Linked DNA regions of Mus musculus: region 2 is linked to region 1. A link is a loop called in an ENCODE intact Hi-C map of the cell type or tissue named here. Cell type or tissue: left cerebral cortex. All regions are shown on one strand. Each heading gives the region's core, and the rest is flanking DNA. Links, peaks and the distances in the headings are about the cores only. Region 1 overlaps Slc38a1 (solute carrier family 38, member 1). Region 2 has its middle 35 kb from the start of Gm32457.

Region 1 (8,480 bases), core at 73-8,072:
ACAAGCCCGTGGCATGCCCCAAGGCACAGGGTAACCTGGACTCCCTCCCAGACATTCCACCCACAGACCCAAGTGATGAAGGAAAACTGCAGCCTTGTAAGAGGAAGGTGCACCTAGCAAGAAGAGCTGGTCCCCGCCGTCTACAGAATAACTTGATGCACACAAGCTAGGAGCACAGCTGCGGTACTCTCTCATCGACTGAAGAGCTCCCAGGACCACACGGTTCTCACAGGCTCTCACACAGGGTTTCCCTTCCCCTTCTGGGGACCCACCTCTCTGTAGATGATACTCAGTGTTCTCTAAGCCAATGGCAGAGGCAAGAACACTCCTAACATACCTCAAGAAATACTGATCAAGGAAGATTTTAATGAAGTGTTCCCGTCTTTCCCACCCCTGAACACAGCGGGATGAATATGACTCTGTTCTTCCACCTTTGGCAACACAACACAGCGCCCTGCAGTCAACAACATGGAGTGTCCGGTAGTCCTGGCCTCAAACCATCCAATCTCTAAAGATTCTTTTTCATCCTTCTCCAAACACACCCCTTTTTCTTTGGCCTCAAACCCATGAACCCCCCTGTGCCAGTCCCCTGAGTGCTGAGATTTCAAATGTGAGCTGCCACATCCAGCCAGAGCTTCTTGTCTAGAACTGGAAACCAACATAAAACAAAACCTGGGGCCACAGAGATTGAGAGCAATGGCTGCTCTCCAAAGAGGACCAGGATCCACTCCCAAGAGGACACGGCAGCTCATAGCCAGTTGTAGCTCCAGTCTCAGGGGTTCTGAAGCTCTCCTCTGGCTCTCCACAACGCACTGTACACGCATGGTACACAGACATACAGGCAAACAAAGCACCCATACACATAACCTATTTTTTTTAATTATCTTTTTCTATCAGGTCACTAAAAAGGAAACTGTAGATGTGAAAACTCCAAGACTATATGCTACACTAAAATCTAGCACAACATTTAGCAGAATGCCCCTTTCTGTTAAGATTTTAGAATGACTCCATGTTGTCTAGTTGATTCTAACAGACCCAGGGTAGTTTAAGTTTGAGATGCTTTAAGAACCAAAGACCGTGACACCAGGAAGAGGGAGCCAAGAGGAGTAAGGCAGAGAATAAAGAAAGTGTGTGTGACTACTTATCAGAAGACTTGGGTCTCAAGCTAACAACGACCCTCTTTGTCCAAACAGTTGAACGTGTAATCAGGGTTTCCTGCAAAGACACAAACCACCCAGAGATCACTGCAGCTTCCACACTGCTAATCACTAGGGAAAAGCTGGCTGCTGACGGAGGCATTTTAGGTGATAATTGGGTTGTCAAGGTCTTTCAAGCTCGTGCCATCCTCGCCAAGGGATCTACAATGGGTAAGCAGACATGGACAGGTAGAAGGGGTGGCTAGATGATGTACCTAGGACTCTTGAAGAATCCTTGTGTCCATAACACTTCAGAAGATGTGGAGTGGGAAGCAAGCTGTGAAGGCACAAGCCTGGATCCCAGCACTTGAGAGTAGCAGGAGGATCAGGGGTTCAAGGCCACTCTCAGCTATTTAGCATGTTCAGGGCTAGCCTACGCTAACCGAGAACCTACCCCAAAACAAAAATAAAGAACTTCTTCCCTCTAAGATGTGGTACAGGAATATCCTAGGAGATTTTGTTTCTCTGGACAAGAAGTCTGTTTAGGAAACAGAATTCTAGACTCCTGGCTCAGAGCACAATCTCAAAGACTCTGCCGGACATGGACATCCGCATCGGCAATAGCTGACGGAGAACACGCTGGGTGGCTAGCTGCTAGCTCCCTTCCTTCCTTCCTTCCTTCCTTCCTTCCTTCCTTTCGAAGATTTATTTACTTATTTATTTATTATATCTAACTACACTGTAGCTGTCTTCAGACACACCAGAAGAGGGCGTCAGATCTCATTACAGATGGTTGTGAGCCACCATGTGGTTGCTGGGATTTGAACTCAGGACCTTCGGAAGAGCAGTTGGTGCTCTTAACCACTGAGCCATCTCTCCAGCCCCGCTAGCTCCATTTCTATAAGGACTTCTGCATTTGGGTTTTTGATTCACTTCTGGGCCTTCCTCAATTCCTTCCCACTGCCCCATCCTCTGGCTTAACCTCCTCCCACCTTTCCACCTGTTCATCTTGTGAGTATCTGGGTTGTCTGCACAACAAACAGCCCACCTCAAGGGCTGTGTCCTGGGTCCAGCACAAAGAAAGACATGCTGTCACTTTTTGTCTAAAGGGCGCAAAGCATCGACAGGATTCTTAATTTTCTGAGTTGGACACCTTTTTAAAAAATACAACCCATTTTGAGATTAACTTTTCTGGCAGTCGTAACAACTTCTTCATTTTTTTTTTTTTTTTTTTTTTTTTTTTTTTGGTTTTGTTTTGTTGAGATTAGGCTAAGTTTACCCCGCTCTATCTTGTCTATCAAAGTGTAAAACTCCACATGCTTGTGTGTTCCACTTGATCTCTCAAGGCTCGGAAATCCTCCCTACTCTATACTGTTCACCTCCTCTGCTCCCGTCTGCTGTGTGCCTTCTTTTCTCCAGACCACTGGTGGGCACAGAGTCAGATCTCCTGAAATGCCCACCCATTAGCCAACTATGCAAGCCCAAACCTGCAGGTCAGACAGGCCGGTCACCTGTTGTCTTGTGACTCCTGTCTACCCAGCAGGAGGCACCCTTCATTTCTACAGGCAAGCCTGTCCTAAGGCAATAGTCAGCCCATCTCCCTTCTCTTGTGGGGATCCTCTTTCCACCCAGCAGCCAGAAACCTCCTCCTGTCTTAGTGCTTTACTACGAGTCTTCATAGTAGACTACAGGTCAGGCAGCTGATGGTTTCATTCATCTATCCATGCTCAACTCCCACATACAAACTAGCTAAGAATCAAAGAACTCACAATTAGGGTCTTGTCTGCAAGTTGTGTGAGAGACTACACTGCTATCTTGGTAAAATCAAGACACACCTATCTGCCTCAGACAGTCCTGTGACCAGGCTGGTCACACTTACCTCAAGGGTTGACCTCGTCTTGTGACTTCGAAGGACAAAGCTGGAGCTTTGTCCAGCAGCAGCTGTATGTAAATGCGCTGTTTATCCACTTACTCTAGGAGGCTGATCGAGCCCTTCAGAGGCACGAAAATATTCTCACATTCAGTCCTTGGGGGATACACCTGCCCTCCACAATCTTCTGAATGATCGTGACCGCGCGCGATTGTTGTTTAGACTTCTACAGTGTGTAAAGATTGTATAGGCAGGAGTTGGGGAGAGGGCTGGGTGAGTAACCTGTTTATACCTGAGGACTGGGAGTTCAGAATTCCAGAACCCACATGACTGCCAGGTGGGGGTGACAGTCCTTAGTACCTTAGTGCTCCAGGGGCAGAGATGGGATTTGGAAAACAACCTGGCTAGCCAGACTAGCTGAACGGGTGAGCCCTGTGTTCAAATGAGAGACCCTACCTTAAATATAGAACTAAGAGAATGACTGAGGTAGACGACACCCAGTGTCTACACCTGCCATCTACATACATGCACAGACGTGTATGTGCACCCCTGACACACATACAAACACAAACACATTTAAAAAAGAGTGTATAGATAACATATTAAACACGACTGTTCAAGTTGATGTGAATAAAACGGAAAGACACAGCAACAGAAGGAACTAGAATATTTAAGGCAATTAAAGTCTTCTATCTCTATTAAAATATTCTATATCACAATCGTGGTGATGATGTCGCAAGTATAATTGGGTAGACTTGCTCTTTAAATTGGGATTTTATTGTAAGGTACTCCTGAGCCACCATCACCAACAAGTATGTCATGACTCTTTAAGGGAGATGACAGTGGACTGGAAAGGTCTAATTATATGCCCAAGTGCCTGCAACACTCCCACCTCAGCAGCTGAGCCCTTGAAGAGAGGGAGATAAAACAGCAGCCATGGCTGTGAAGACAAAAGTAGCTCAGGTGGGGGTATCTGGGGCTTCCGCACAGCCGTGCAGCCGGAAGCTCGCACCTTTCTCTCTCTGAAGAACAGAGAGCTCGGCCCTGCCCGGCAGACTCTGCCGTGAGATGAGAATTCTATCCGGCTGGTCTGGAGTGGGTCCTGAGGCACTGGTGCTGGTGGTCTGTGGGCCACACCTGGAACAGTGAACTGTGAAACTGAGCTTAGCCTAGAGGCGTATATGTCCCAGCGGTCCCTGATTCTCACACTATCCATCTATACATACCTGACATGTTGTCTGTGTAATTAATAATAATTAATAAAGCACTTTATTGCTTACTAGCAAAAGCAAACTCTGGAGTACTTATCCTGAGCACTGTTCATATTTCACTCAGTGTTAGCATCCCTGTGCCCATTCACACGTCACTGAAGCCTAGAGAGGCTACAGAGCATGCCCAACACGGGAGAGCTAATGGGTCAGAGAACTAGGATCCGGACCAAGGAAAGCCACGGTTTTAAAAAGGCTGCCTTGCAGGCAGGCAAGGGTCAGTTATATATACAGCACCTTTCGTTTGTCTCCTTGTAGACAAGTCTAAATTCTTTCAGGAAAGAATTTATCTTGAACTAGCCCCAAGGTTGGTTGGCTATTTTTGTCTAGAAAGCAAAATGCGTCTCACTGATGTCTGGATCTAATATATTACCCCACAAAGAAAGGGGCGTTTAAAAGAGATGTGCATACAAACATAGAACCTCTGCAGGAGGTCTGAGCGTGGAGGAGGAAGCTGTACCAGTTACAGAGCTGCTCTTTACATCCACTTCCTGTCTCTATTTCCCCTCCCCCAGCCCCGCCCCCAGTAGGTTCGAGGGCTGTGGTTTTGTGAGGGACTTATAATGTGTAAATGTTGACACTGCCCTCCATCCGCCTCCACCCTACAAGGAGGACTGGCTTCTCCCTCTTTAAACCTAGATGTTTACCCATTTAAATCATGTTCCCTCTACCCCCTTCTGGCCTCAGAAGATGTGACTCTTAGTAAAAGGAGAAAGTCTTTGTAACAAGTGAAATGCTCGAGACTTGGGTTTCAATTCAACTGCCCAGAGCCTGCTGGATGTGGATGTGGAGCTCCATCCGCAAGTCCTCCCTTACTCCGTTTCCATGGGAACTCTGCTTGCCCAGAGACGAGAAGAGAAGCAGACATGAAGTGCCCAACTGATATGGCCCCCAACGCCCTCTCCAACCCTCCAAAGCTTAGTGTCACCTTAGAAAGGTTATTTAACCTCTGGGAATCTCAATTTATTCATCTATAAAATGGAGATGACAAACAGGATCCTTGGAATTCCATAAAATCATACGTAGTTTATGGCTTGTCTTATCTCTCTCTCTCTCTCTCTATATATATATATATATATATATATTTTTTTTTTTTTAAAGCAGACGTCAGGGATAGTGACCGTGAAGCTGTTCTCTTGGCTACTGCGCGCTGACCCCTTGATGGATGTTGATCTTTAACGATGTGCATCTAACAGAGCAAAGCAAAACTAATTGGACTACTGGATCAGGCTTCCTTTCTATTAAGTCAGCCAGTGCTCTGGAAGATGAAATTTAAGTTAGCTTATATTTAACCTGGGCTGCCGTGCGGATGCGTTCCGATATCTACTTGAGTCAGACTGAACAGAAAAGCGTCCTATGCACTGTGGAGCTGAATGACGGGGTGAAGACCGAAGGTCACATAGCTGTCTCTTGTAAATTAGGACAAAACAAAGGCCATGGTACTGCCCTCTGCATACAACCTGTACCACCGGCAACCAAGTATAAACAAGGTGAATTCCTGTGCATACACATGGCGCACACAGGCATACACAAACACACATGCTCCCATTCTCTGAGACCAAAGGGACTGAATTCTGGGAACCCTTTATCAGAGGCTTAACCCAAGCTAAGCAAATAAGAATTGAACTTTTGAAAACAGGGTTCGGCAGCCGTCTCCTACGCTGGCCAGCCCTCTCTGTTTACCAAACAGGCCCTCGTTGTGAGCATTTCTCTGTTTCTGAAAAGCTTCTAAATCAAATGAATTTCAATAGAGGGCAACGGCTCTAGCCCTATCCTTTCTACATGAATTCACAAGGTTGGCAAGCTCCAATGTGTCACTTCTCCCTTCAAGTGTCATTATTCCCAAACAAGGGCCTCTGAGGCCAGCGGGTTTTGCTGCCAGAGAAAGCGCATTTTTCTCTTCAGATCATTTCTAAGGAACTGCGACCAGAACTCCAAGAATTCTGAAAAACAAGTAACCGATTGACAAGAAGGGAGGTGGGCATGTGCCTGCCCGTGGACCTCCTAGGACCATCTGGGAGAGCGAAGTCTCCATTTTGATACTACATGTTTGTCTTTCCTTAGGAGTGCCCAGAACAGATGAGTTAGCAAGACACAAGAATCACTTTGATGTGTAGCACATAACACCATCCTCTGTTTAGAGCAAAATTATCACCTTGGCACACAGGGGCGGTGGGAGGTGTCATTCCATCACCCTGACCCCTTGAGAATATACCGGAAGAGATAATGACAGTTCAAGAACAGAAGGGTCAAGAGCTGTTGAAATGGCTCGGCAGTTAAGAGCACCGACTGCTCTTCCAGAGGTCCTGAGTTCAGTTCCTAGCAACCACATGGTGGCTCACAACCATCTGTAATGGGATCTGATGCCCTCTTCTGGTTTGTCTGAAGACAGGTACAATGTACTCATATACATTAAGTAAATAAATAGATCTTAAAAAGAATGGATGGCTCTTTGGAAAAGCGTGCTGCAAACTCCAACTCGGTGGAATTGTGGGAAGAAGTACAGACATTAGGGCGTGGTGTAAAAGCAGGACACAAATGCCCTGGGGATGGGGACATGGTTCAATTGGTAGTGTCCTTGCTGTGCGAGTCTCATCCCTGGCACCTGCATAAGACAGCCATGTGTGGGGTGGCTTGTGAGCCATCGCAGCACAGGGAATGTAGAGGCAAGCAGATGCCGGACGCTCTGACTCACCCCTCAGCGAGTCTGGTGAGTTCCAGGCCACCAAGAGATCCTGTCGCAAAAACCTCGGCAGATGACACCTGGAACGTGACACTCAAGGTTGACCTCTGGCTTCCTAATACACACACGCGCGCACCCATACATACATGTACACTCACAAACATGTCTTGGTAGAGAGGGATAGTTGGGGATAACATGTTCTTAAAATGACAGCATGATGTGGATCAAATTCTTAGAATGTATTAACAGAGGAGTTAGGTGAAGTGTAACTCAGTCTGTCACTCAAATATTCTGACCAATATACACAGATGTGCACAGGTTGTGCCCACGGCCCTTCCAGCCAATATTCACTGTTTCCCAACAACAGTGTCACATACCAATGTCACGTACATATGAACTACCCACAAAAAAGTTCTCTGTACAGTTCCTTAAGTCCATGTGACTTTTCTAAGCGATAGAATAATATTCGTGGACCGGCCACGGCTTTGCAGCCCATTTTCTGGTTGTAGACTGGGCATTGTCTGGCTGGGCTATCGCTTGGTGTTTAGTTCGATACCAGATGATTAAACGTTGTAACTACATCTTTGAAAGGGCTCTTTGTTAGTTCTTAAACTGAATTTGAGGGGACGCCAGGCAAACCAGGGAAAGCGACAGTGGTAGCTTTGAATGAGAAATGCCTCCTATGGCTTTGGGCATTTGAATACTGTCCCCAGCCTGGTGGTGCTATTTGGGGAGGTTTAGGTGGGACAGAGGAATGTCTCTGAGCGGGAGCTTTGAGAGGAAAAGCCTCTACCTCTTTCATGCTGTTGTGAACGGTGCGAGCTTTCCTCACGCCGGCTGCATGCTGCCACACTTCGACATCACCAGGACCTCTCAACACTCCAACCTCAAGACCAAATAAGACCTTTCAGTCTTGATGGCTTTTCTTTACACAGCAACAGAGAAGCAAGTCACACTGCTGTATGCCGCTCAGAGGGTTTATTGTTCTGCCACACACTTCAGGCAGGGAGTTCAGCCGCTGCTGCTCCACACGTTAACTCTCAGCTCTGCAATCTGCACAGTCTGACCCCGCAAAGCTTGTTCCCCTGTTCTGGGTGGAGGAGCGTATTCTTAAAGGAACCTCGGAACGATCACTCAGGAGTGCTGATGATCGCGTTCATCGCCCGAAAGCTGAACTACACCAGGAAGTGAACAGTAACCGACCGACATCCATTGTCAAGGCTGTGTTTTCTCTAATACATTAACAACAGGTCTGGTCCCCGAGGGTGACAACAGTGAAGTCCCGTGTTTTCGGATTACACAAGTCAGGATGGAATCCTGGTCCCCTAGATTCTAGCTCACAGTTACTAAGCCTCAGTTAAGTTTTCCAGGATAGTTCTTGGGGGTTACGTGGGACTAATACTTAGCCTGCAGTGTTGGTGGTGGGGACTTCAACGGGATAATGTGGTTTGTATATTTATCTATGTTACTGTGCAGTAAATGGTAATAAGTATTTAGTGACTATTAACCTAGTCCTCTATCTA
Region 2 (8,480 bases), core at 150-8,149, 51 kb before region 1:
GTATCTGGTACTACTACAGTCAATTTCTGAGAGATACAGTATACACAAATCTGTCTAGGGAGAGTAAAATTGTTATTTTTAGCTTATAAACTTCTCAGGGAGAAAACGGTTTAAATAATAAAGCACTCTTTTCCCAAAACGCAAATGAATGAATTGATAGATGTTAATATAAAAGCAAAACAAAACCTTAGGTTTTCTACCTACACGCCACTCGAATACAAACCTCCTAAATTTGTTCACTGAGCAAACCCTGGGAATCCAGACGGTGGCGCTGTTCTCACGGAGGAGAGCAGGCTACAACTCTTTCTACTGCGTTCTCTCTTTACTCTTTATCTACAAATTAAGCTGTTAAACAACAAAACAAAATAATCCAACTTCCATTTGTAGCTTCCTTTTCAACTGATGCTTTTTAAACGTTCGGTTATTTCGATCTGCAGTGATTGGTCGGCAGTGTACTCAGCAAAAGGACCGTGTGGCGTGATTCTGATGGTGGGTAGCGATATGAAAATACAGGCGCTGCTCTTTGTATCTGAACAAAGATAAGGAGAAGCCTTCGAAGATGCAAAAAAAAAAAAAAAAAAAAAAAAGACCTGCAGAAAAAATATGAAGGGTTGAGACAAACAATTACCAACGTGCTTAAAATAGAAACGCGCTGAGGCCACAAGGAAGAGGGTTAGGCAGCTGGGTGAACGCGGTTACCTGAAACCACGTGGCTGCAGCTGCTGGCCTGTCACTCTGCTTTTAGCCTCTTTGGTGTCAAAGTCTACGCAGAGAAAAGTAAACGCTTGCATGTTTTATTCTCAGAAGTGACTCCTTAAAAGTCGGAAATTTCCCTTTCTATAAAATGTCCTTTTCCTTTTCCTGCTTTGTTTGGAACGGTGGCGTATCTGCAATCCCTACACTCTGCCAGGAAGTTGAGTTGTATTGTCAAAAGGTTGAGGCCAGTCTGGGGTACTAAAAACTGGTATCTGTAAAAAAAGGTATTTTTGCAGATTTTTTTTTGTTTCATATCGCTTATGTGGGTTGTTTTTTTTTTTGTTTTGTTTTGTTTTTGTTTGTTACTTTCTCTTACTGACCTTTTGTTTATATATTATAGTTTTTTATTTTTTTGTTTTTAATAAGGTTGTGTGTGCGCGTGTGTTGTGCTTTTTCCCTTTTTAAATTTTTACATTCTGGTATTTTTTTTTGGGAGGGTTGCCTGTTTGTTTTCTAAAAAGAGAGCGAGAAAGGGGTCTGAGTTTGGTGGGTGGGGAGTTGGGGGGGGCTGGGAGGAACTGGAGGAGAGGAAACACTGATCAGAATACATTGTATGTAAAATAATTTCAAAAAATACATATGCAAAAAAGAAAAACCTATTGCCACAAAGGCTGCCAAAGAATTCAATAATTTAATAATATTCAGATAGCACTCTTGACAAATCTGGCTACTTAAGGGGAAGGTATTAACAGGGAATTATTTGAATTAGGTAAAATGTTTCTTAGACCAGAATTAAAGCAGTTTCTGTGAATGGAAGGCTGTGTCTCTAACATGAGTGGTTTTCCCTGCTATTCCTTGCACAGTAAAAGTAGTGTCTGATTGTCCCTGGAAACCAGTTATTCCTTCTCTGAAGATCAGAGCCATGCTACCCATCCTCAACTGAAATGTCCACATCCATTTGTGAACTACTTTTTGTTTCTTAGTAGTGTAGACAATATTGTGAACTCAGAGAGGAATGCAAAGACAGGGATTCCAGGATCGCCAACCACTCACTTTGAGAAAAAGATGGAAAGGGATTAGTAAGCCTTAAAGGAAAAAAAAAAATAGGAAAATTGTAGCAAAATGTCAAACAGCTGGGCAGTGGTGGCACACACCTTTAATCCCAGCACTTGGGAGGCAGAGGCAGGCAGATTTCTGAGTTTGAGGTCATCCTGGCCTCTATAGAGTGAGTTCCAGGACAGCCAGGGCTACACAGAGAAACCCTGTCTCGAAAATCCAATAATGATAATAATAATAATAATAAATAAAAAGTCAAACATGGAATGGAATCTTTGTTGTTTGGGGTTTTCTGTTTTGTTTTGTTTTCTCATGTACTTACAAAAACTAAAATCAAATCTGATGTTCCAGAAATGATAAAGGTCCTTTTACTCCCACTGCTAACCAGTTGTGTTTGAACATGATTCTGATTCAAGTTTTGCCAACAGACACAAAACAGCAAAACAAACAAACAAACAAACAAACAACCCACCTGCTGCAGAACCCTAGTGAGAAAGGCATTGCACCGTCTCAGAGATTAACCATCAAGTGAAACTGTCGAGTTTGCATCGCACACGACATTCACACTCAAAGAAAACCAACCTTAGCAGCCCAAATCAAAAGAAGTCATCATCTAAGATGAGCCAAAAACGCAAAAACGTTTAATAGTGAACAGAACGTTTTGTTCTTCTCGTTCTGCAAGATCATTCAAGCTTGAGTTCTGAGAAGGTGTCAAAGTGTTCCTCGGACGCAACTCTCAGGGCCACACAATTGGAGTAGGAGACCAGAGAATTACCTAGCCTAGTAGAAGCACGTACCACATTGTGTGAATTTTCCTGGGAAGATGTGATCAAATATCTATCCATCCTTATAGGGCACCAACTTCAGGCCAAAGTAGCAAATCCCTCCAAATCTAGCTCGGGCTACCACAATGAGTTTGCTTGGCTTGCATGCAGGAGCACGGGTGAGGGAATTCTCACAGGACATGTGATCCGTCCCAACAGAGCTGATTGTCATAACCCCCCTGCTCCCACCCCCGCTTGGGTGATTCCCTCCGCACAGCTGCAGAGGTGGGCTTCCCCTCCACATCCAAGCTGTGCAGATTCTAGCACCTAATAGGATCGTGCCTGAACTGCGAAAGTGGACGGAAGTAAGTATGCACATGTCTCTAACAAACGCCGAACACTCACATAAGAAATCCAGGTGTACTGTTTTGATTCAGTCAGAAGGTGTCGTACTAGTGAGGAAAAGCTTTTGACGGAGAACTGTTGTATGTAACCAGGTAGGAAAATGCCTGATCAGAGAGAGTCCTGATCATAGCTAGCACCACTTGCTCCACCCTAAAGGAATACATTGGATGGTTGGAAGAGCCCCTGGTTTACTCTGCCTTTACGTATTAGCATTGGCCTGAATCGTTTCGTTTGGTTTTGCTTTGTTTACCGAGACAGGGTTTCTCTGTGTAGCCCTGCCTGTCCTGGACTCGATTTGTAGACCAGGCTGGCCTCGAACTCAGAGATCCTCCAGCCTTGCCTTCCGGGTGGAAGGTTTAAAGACCGGTGCCACCACCTAAGTTCCCGACTGACAGCTGTAAGTCTTTGCCTGAGCACCTAGCTGTAAATCGCTGGCGTTGAAAAGCTTGGAACAGGAAGGGCAAAACTCCTCCATTGCGCTCTCAGCTGAGCGTAGCCATCTTTAAACCCTTTCATCACCCCAGAAGGAAGCTTCGACCCAGAAAGCAGTCAATACCACTCACCTTCTCAGATTTTAGCAGCCATCAGCCTAGCCTGCCGTCTCTGCAAGCTGGCCAGTTCTAGACATGCTGTGTAAATGGTTCCGTATTGTCTGTGGCCTTTTGACTGTCTTTTTCCACTTGGCATGAGTGAAGGCTGTGGTGATTTCAGGGTTCATCCACTCTAGAGAGTCAACACTTCCTTTCTATTATGGCCATGTAGCAACCCATTGGATGGGCATTGGGAGTGTGTCCACTCGGGTGTGAATAGCATTGCTGGAGACATTCGTGCACGTGTTTTTGTTTCTCTGACATACAGAGATGGGGCACTGCTGGGTCTCGTAGGGAGCCCATGCTCAGTCATTTGAGATGTGTTCTAAACTTGCTATACATTTTGTGCTCCTACCAGCAACGTTGGAGGCATCCATTCCCCCTTATCGGGGCCTGCTATTTTTTTTTTTAATTTTAGACCTATTTATAGATTTGAAATGGCACCTCTCTTAAGTTTGAGAAGGGCTTTTTTGTTGGTGGGATTTTTTTTTTTTTTTTTGGTTTTTCAAGACAGGGTTTCTCTTTATAGCCCTGGCTGTCCTGGAACTCACTTTGTAGACCAGGCTGGCCTCAAACTCAGAAATCCGCCTGCCTCTGCCTCCCGAGTGCTGGGATTAAAGGCATGCGCCACCACGCCCGGCTTGGTGGGATTTTTTTTAATGTACATGGGTGGTTTTTAGATGATGTTTTTACACTTTTACTTACTCAAGAATCAAGAAAAGTAAGGCCTGAGGAAGGATGTGAGGATTTGTGTGTGTGTGTGTGTGTGTGTGTGTGTGTGTGTGTGTGTAAGAAAGCTGCCAGAACCCAGATAAATGAACTGCTATCTTAATCCCATGCTCCTGGAAAGCCAAGAGCGTGTACCTCTCTTGTCGGGACTGGAAGGACACAAATTGATTGCCCAATTAGGGAAAGGTTTCAGGAAGGTGAGTAAGGTTTCTATGTTCCTGCCCTGATTACTCAACAGGCTTGGTTAACAGGCTAAATGGGTTCAGGGCCTGCGAGCTGGGGGCAGGAGACTGTGGCTAAGTACTGCTGGACAGATGCCAAAAACAATTTTAAAAAAAATAAAATAAAATAAAATAAGGCAACAAGGCAAAACTGCTCAAGCATCCAACGCCATCCAGAACAAGGCTGACACGCTGGGGCTTGCCGTTTACATCATAGTGAAGCAATTACAATATACATAGTTTCTTGTTATGGGTGAGGGGCCGTTTGTGAGCCAAGTAGTACCTCTCAAATTACACCCCCCCCCCAGAATCTGCAAATTCATACAGGCAATGGATTAATATGGAAAGAAGGTTAGATCTGGTCCTCGTGCTGGGTGCTAAGGAAACCAGCTGTCCTCGGCATAGGGGATTTTTTCCCCACACTTGTTCAGGCCTGGAAAACTTCAAATAGCCCTCGTTTTCACTGGATCTTTTGCTCTCTGGCATTGCTCACACAGCCCAACAGCTTCTGATGTCATGGCGCAACACTGCCGGTCCTCTGCCAAGAGCCCTTGCTGAGGGCACGCTTCACCCGTCAGAACCCAGCTTTTACTGTTCTTGGCATCCGTCGAAAGCAGTTGCCTGTGTGAAAGTAACTCTTCTTTAAAACACGCAGCGTGCCTGCCTTTCATACAATGGCGTTGTCACGGATTCTCTGGGGCAGCTGAGCCTTGGCCTCCTGGGACAGAACGCACAAGAGCTTGGGCTGCCTTTGAACTCTAAGGACAATGGGATTTGAGCTTTTACCCAGCCTTTAAAAAAAAAAAACAAAACAAAACAGCAATCTGTTCTAAACAGTGGCTTAGTATTTGCTGGGTAGCGTTCTCTCGTTACCTTTTCCCGTTAGCTCAGAAGAAACAAGGGCTCTGGGCCCACACTTGAAGTCATTGTGGTAGTAACAGGGTGACCTTCACTGTGGACCTACTGTGTGACACACGCACTGGACTAGGCAATTCACAACAGACAATCCAGCCCCCTTTATTCCCTTCAACTGCTCCATGGGGAGACCAGCTGCTTCATTCCTTATCCATAGATGAGGACGCTGAGTCAGAAAACGCAGGAAGCCCAAGCTCACTTTGCTTTTAAAATGATAAAGGCCTCCTACTCAGTGTGAGTCAAATCTGAACCACAATCCCTGCCACATACACTGTCCCCAAGACAAGGTCTTGTGGGGACTCCTACACACACGTGCCTGCAGACACACACTCGCATACCGCTCTGCTCTCCACCGCCCAGGACACCGGAGCACTGAGCTCACTGAGAGACGTCCACTGAGTCTCTCCAAAAGAAGAGATTCTGAAGATGGCTCCAGACGCCCTGTGCGATGCTGGTGGTCCAGACGCACTGCTGTGTCCTATTGCTCTCTTAACCTAAGAACAAAGCTCTACTTCTGTCCCCTTTACCTGGGGACTGTGCTCCAAAAGGGAGGCCCGGGGCAGGCCGGGGTCGGATCGGTACGCTCTGTGTCTCTTTGGTGGGGAAGCAAGCTCTGTCTCTCTCTCTCTCCATTCTCATTTCCTGTAGTGGTTTAAGGACAGGCTGTTTGGAGGAAACTGCAGCAAGGGCTTGTGGCAAAGTGTCTTCTGTAGACATTTGGTCATCTCTTCATGCACCAAGCAAGATGGCCCTCTCTTCCTAAACTCTCTAGTAAATAGTTAATGAGAACTAGCTTAGATTAATGTGAAAACTATCACCCCAACAGAGAAAATCAGTTCCACAGAACACTTCAAGAACATACACTAAACACTAATAAAGGTAAGTAGCAGCCGGGCGTGGTGGCGTTCGCCTTTAATCCCAGCAGAGGCAGAGGCAGGAGGATTTCTGAGTTCGAGGCCAGCCTGGTCTACAAAGTGAGTTCCAGGACAGTCAGGACTATACAGAGAAACCCTATCTCGAAAAAAGAAAAAAAAAAAAAAAAAAAAGATAAGTAGCAAGTCTCAAGGGACAGCATCCCAGCATGCCCTTCGAAAAGGATGGCAGAACCCTTCTATCCTCAAAGCTGAGATCTGTGTTTAAAGTTTCCTGCTCTCCTAAATGACCTTGGAATCCTATCTGCTGGTGGCCAGAACGTCAGTCTGAAAGCAAGGTAACCTAACACCAGAAAAGGGATTTTTGCAATGAGCTTGGTGTTTGCTAGATTGTCTTTAGAGAAGTCTTTGCACGGCTTGGGACCTGGATCCCTGACTAGGGAGGGGCCTGGAAGGGAATAAATAAGACACACTAAAGAAATGACAGCCAGACAGAAAGAAAAGGTAAGATCCAGTGGTCTGGGCTCTCGGATGGAGAAACGCAATTCTCTAGAAGTTTGGCATGTTTATGTCGGTGTGTGTGTATAAGTATATGATGCGCATGTATGCATATGCGTATGTACATACTTGGTCGGCAAGGTCATGGTACACAGTTGAATGAGGAGCCAGGCTTCACGCATTCCACAGGAGCAGTCTCTGTGAGGGGACCAGTCTCGTGGCTGAAAATATCCAGAGAGAAAGCTACAGGGACATTTTCTGCACGCAACGCCAACATTGCACTCAGACAAGAAGCAGGCTTTGCCAACCCCCTGAGACTCACGGAAGGAAAGCTTTGCCACCTCCACAGGTCTGAGCCTTGACTCTGCTGTGCTCACGTCAAACAAGGCAAGGTCCCTCAGGACTTCATGTCGAAGTTGGGTCTGCTTCTTCCTCCTAGCCCCACGCTCCCCGAAACAGGACTCAGACTCAAAATATATTTACAAATACCTTGGCCATATAGCTAAGCTTTACTCTGACTAGATATAACTTAGATAACTTGATTAATCTAACCTATATTCTGCCACACGGCTGGTTACCTGCGCTCAAGTGCCCTGTATCTGTCTTGTCACATCTTCCCAGGTGATTCTCCTACCTGGCTCTATCCCAGAATTCTCTCTCCTCCTGGATGTCCCACCTCCTATTTCCTGCCTTAGCCACAGGCCATGAGATTTATTATGGCGCCACATGCATACGGACATAAGATATCCCCTCTACAACTTCACTTGCTCTCTACTCTTTTGCTTTAACAGTGGGTGGACTGCACAAGATGAATTTGGCTTAAAGGCCCTTTTCATGAAAGCAGAACCTTTCCTATTTATTTTAGATTTTTATTATTTTTGCCTCTTTGAGACGGGGTCTCGGGTAATCATGTTGGCTTTTAACACCTGTAGTCCCAGCTACTCAGCAGGTTGATGCAGGAGGATCACAACTTCAGAGCCAACCTAGGGGGTCAAGAGTGAGGTCAAGTTCATCTTGGGCAACTTCGCAAGGCCTTGTCTCAAATTTTTAAAAAGTCGAAGGAAGGCTGAGGGGTATAATTCAGTGGTAGAGAGCTCGCTAGAGTGTGCAAGGTCCAAATTCACCCAGGACTGTGAAGAGATTTAAAAGAAGAAGGTAATGGAATCGAAAGGGAAGGGAAGCCGGGCGTGGTGGCGCACGCCTTCAATCCCAGCCTGGTCTACAAAGTGAGTTCCAGGACAGCCAGGGCTATATAGAGAAACCCTGTCCCGAAAAACCAAAAAAAAGGGGGGGGGGGGAGGGAGAGGTGGGGAGGGGAGTAATGGGAAGGGGAGGGGAGGGGATGGCTGGACACAGTCAAGTATGGCTATAATGCCAGTAATCAAGAGGCTGATGCAGGAAGATTCCTAATTTGAGTCTAGCCTAGGTGACATAGTGACACTAACTATCAACAAGCAAGTGAGCAAGCAAACAGAGCATCCCCACGCGGCCCCGGGTGGGTGTCTGACTGTGTGAAGCCACAGGTGGTGGGCAAGGGGCAGTCCTAGGTACCAGGTTCTCAGCCTCAGGCATCCCAGACACTGCTGGACACAGAAGAGCTGAGACAGAATGGGGTCCCCGGGGGTGGTTGGGTCAGCCCCAGGGCTGAAGGGAGGAGAGGGGGTGGGGAGAGGGGGCTGCAGTGTGGTTTCCACACGGGCGAGTGTCCTTGATCTTGTCCATGGCTGGAGCGCA

Evidence for each region. Hi-C counts contacts between places; a loop is a spot of excess contacts. Peaks named below come from ENCODE experiments on the same cell type or tissue, not always from the same donor. Only the 100,000 strongest peaks of a DNase experiment are listed, where the experiment ranks them.
Region 2: it touches region 1 in a loop (2.1-fold over the local background); 2 of 42 quality-filtered maps call a loop at or near these places.

Annotation. Positions count from the first base shown.
Region 1 is chr15:96,594,301-96,602,780 of GRCm38, forward strand. All of the region lies in intron 4 of Slc38a1 (solute carrier family 38, member 1), which reads right to left. Among named protein-coding and RNA genes, the nearest start is that of Gm32457, 17 kb to the left of the region's middle. In left cerebral cortex, for the core only: no CTCF peak of the experiment used is centred there; DNase peaks (open chromatin) are centred at 5,057 and 6,103.
Region 2 is chr15:96,542,979-96,551,458 of GRCm38, forward strand. No RefSeq gene overlaps it. Among named protein-coding and RNA genes, the nearest start is that of Gm32457, 35 kb to the right of the region's middle. In left cerebral cortex, for the core only: a CTCF peak has its summit at 267 (motif pointing right); DNase peaks (open chromatin) are centred at 304, 5,072 and 5,583; H3K4me3 peaks cover 664 bases.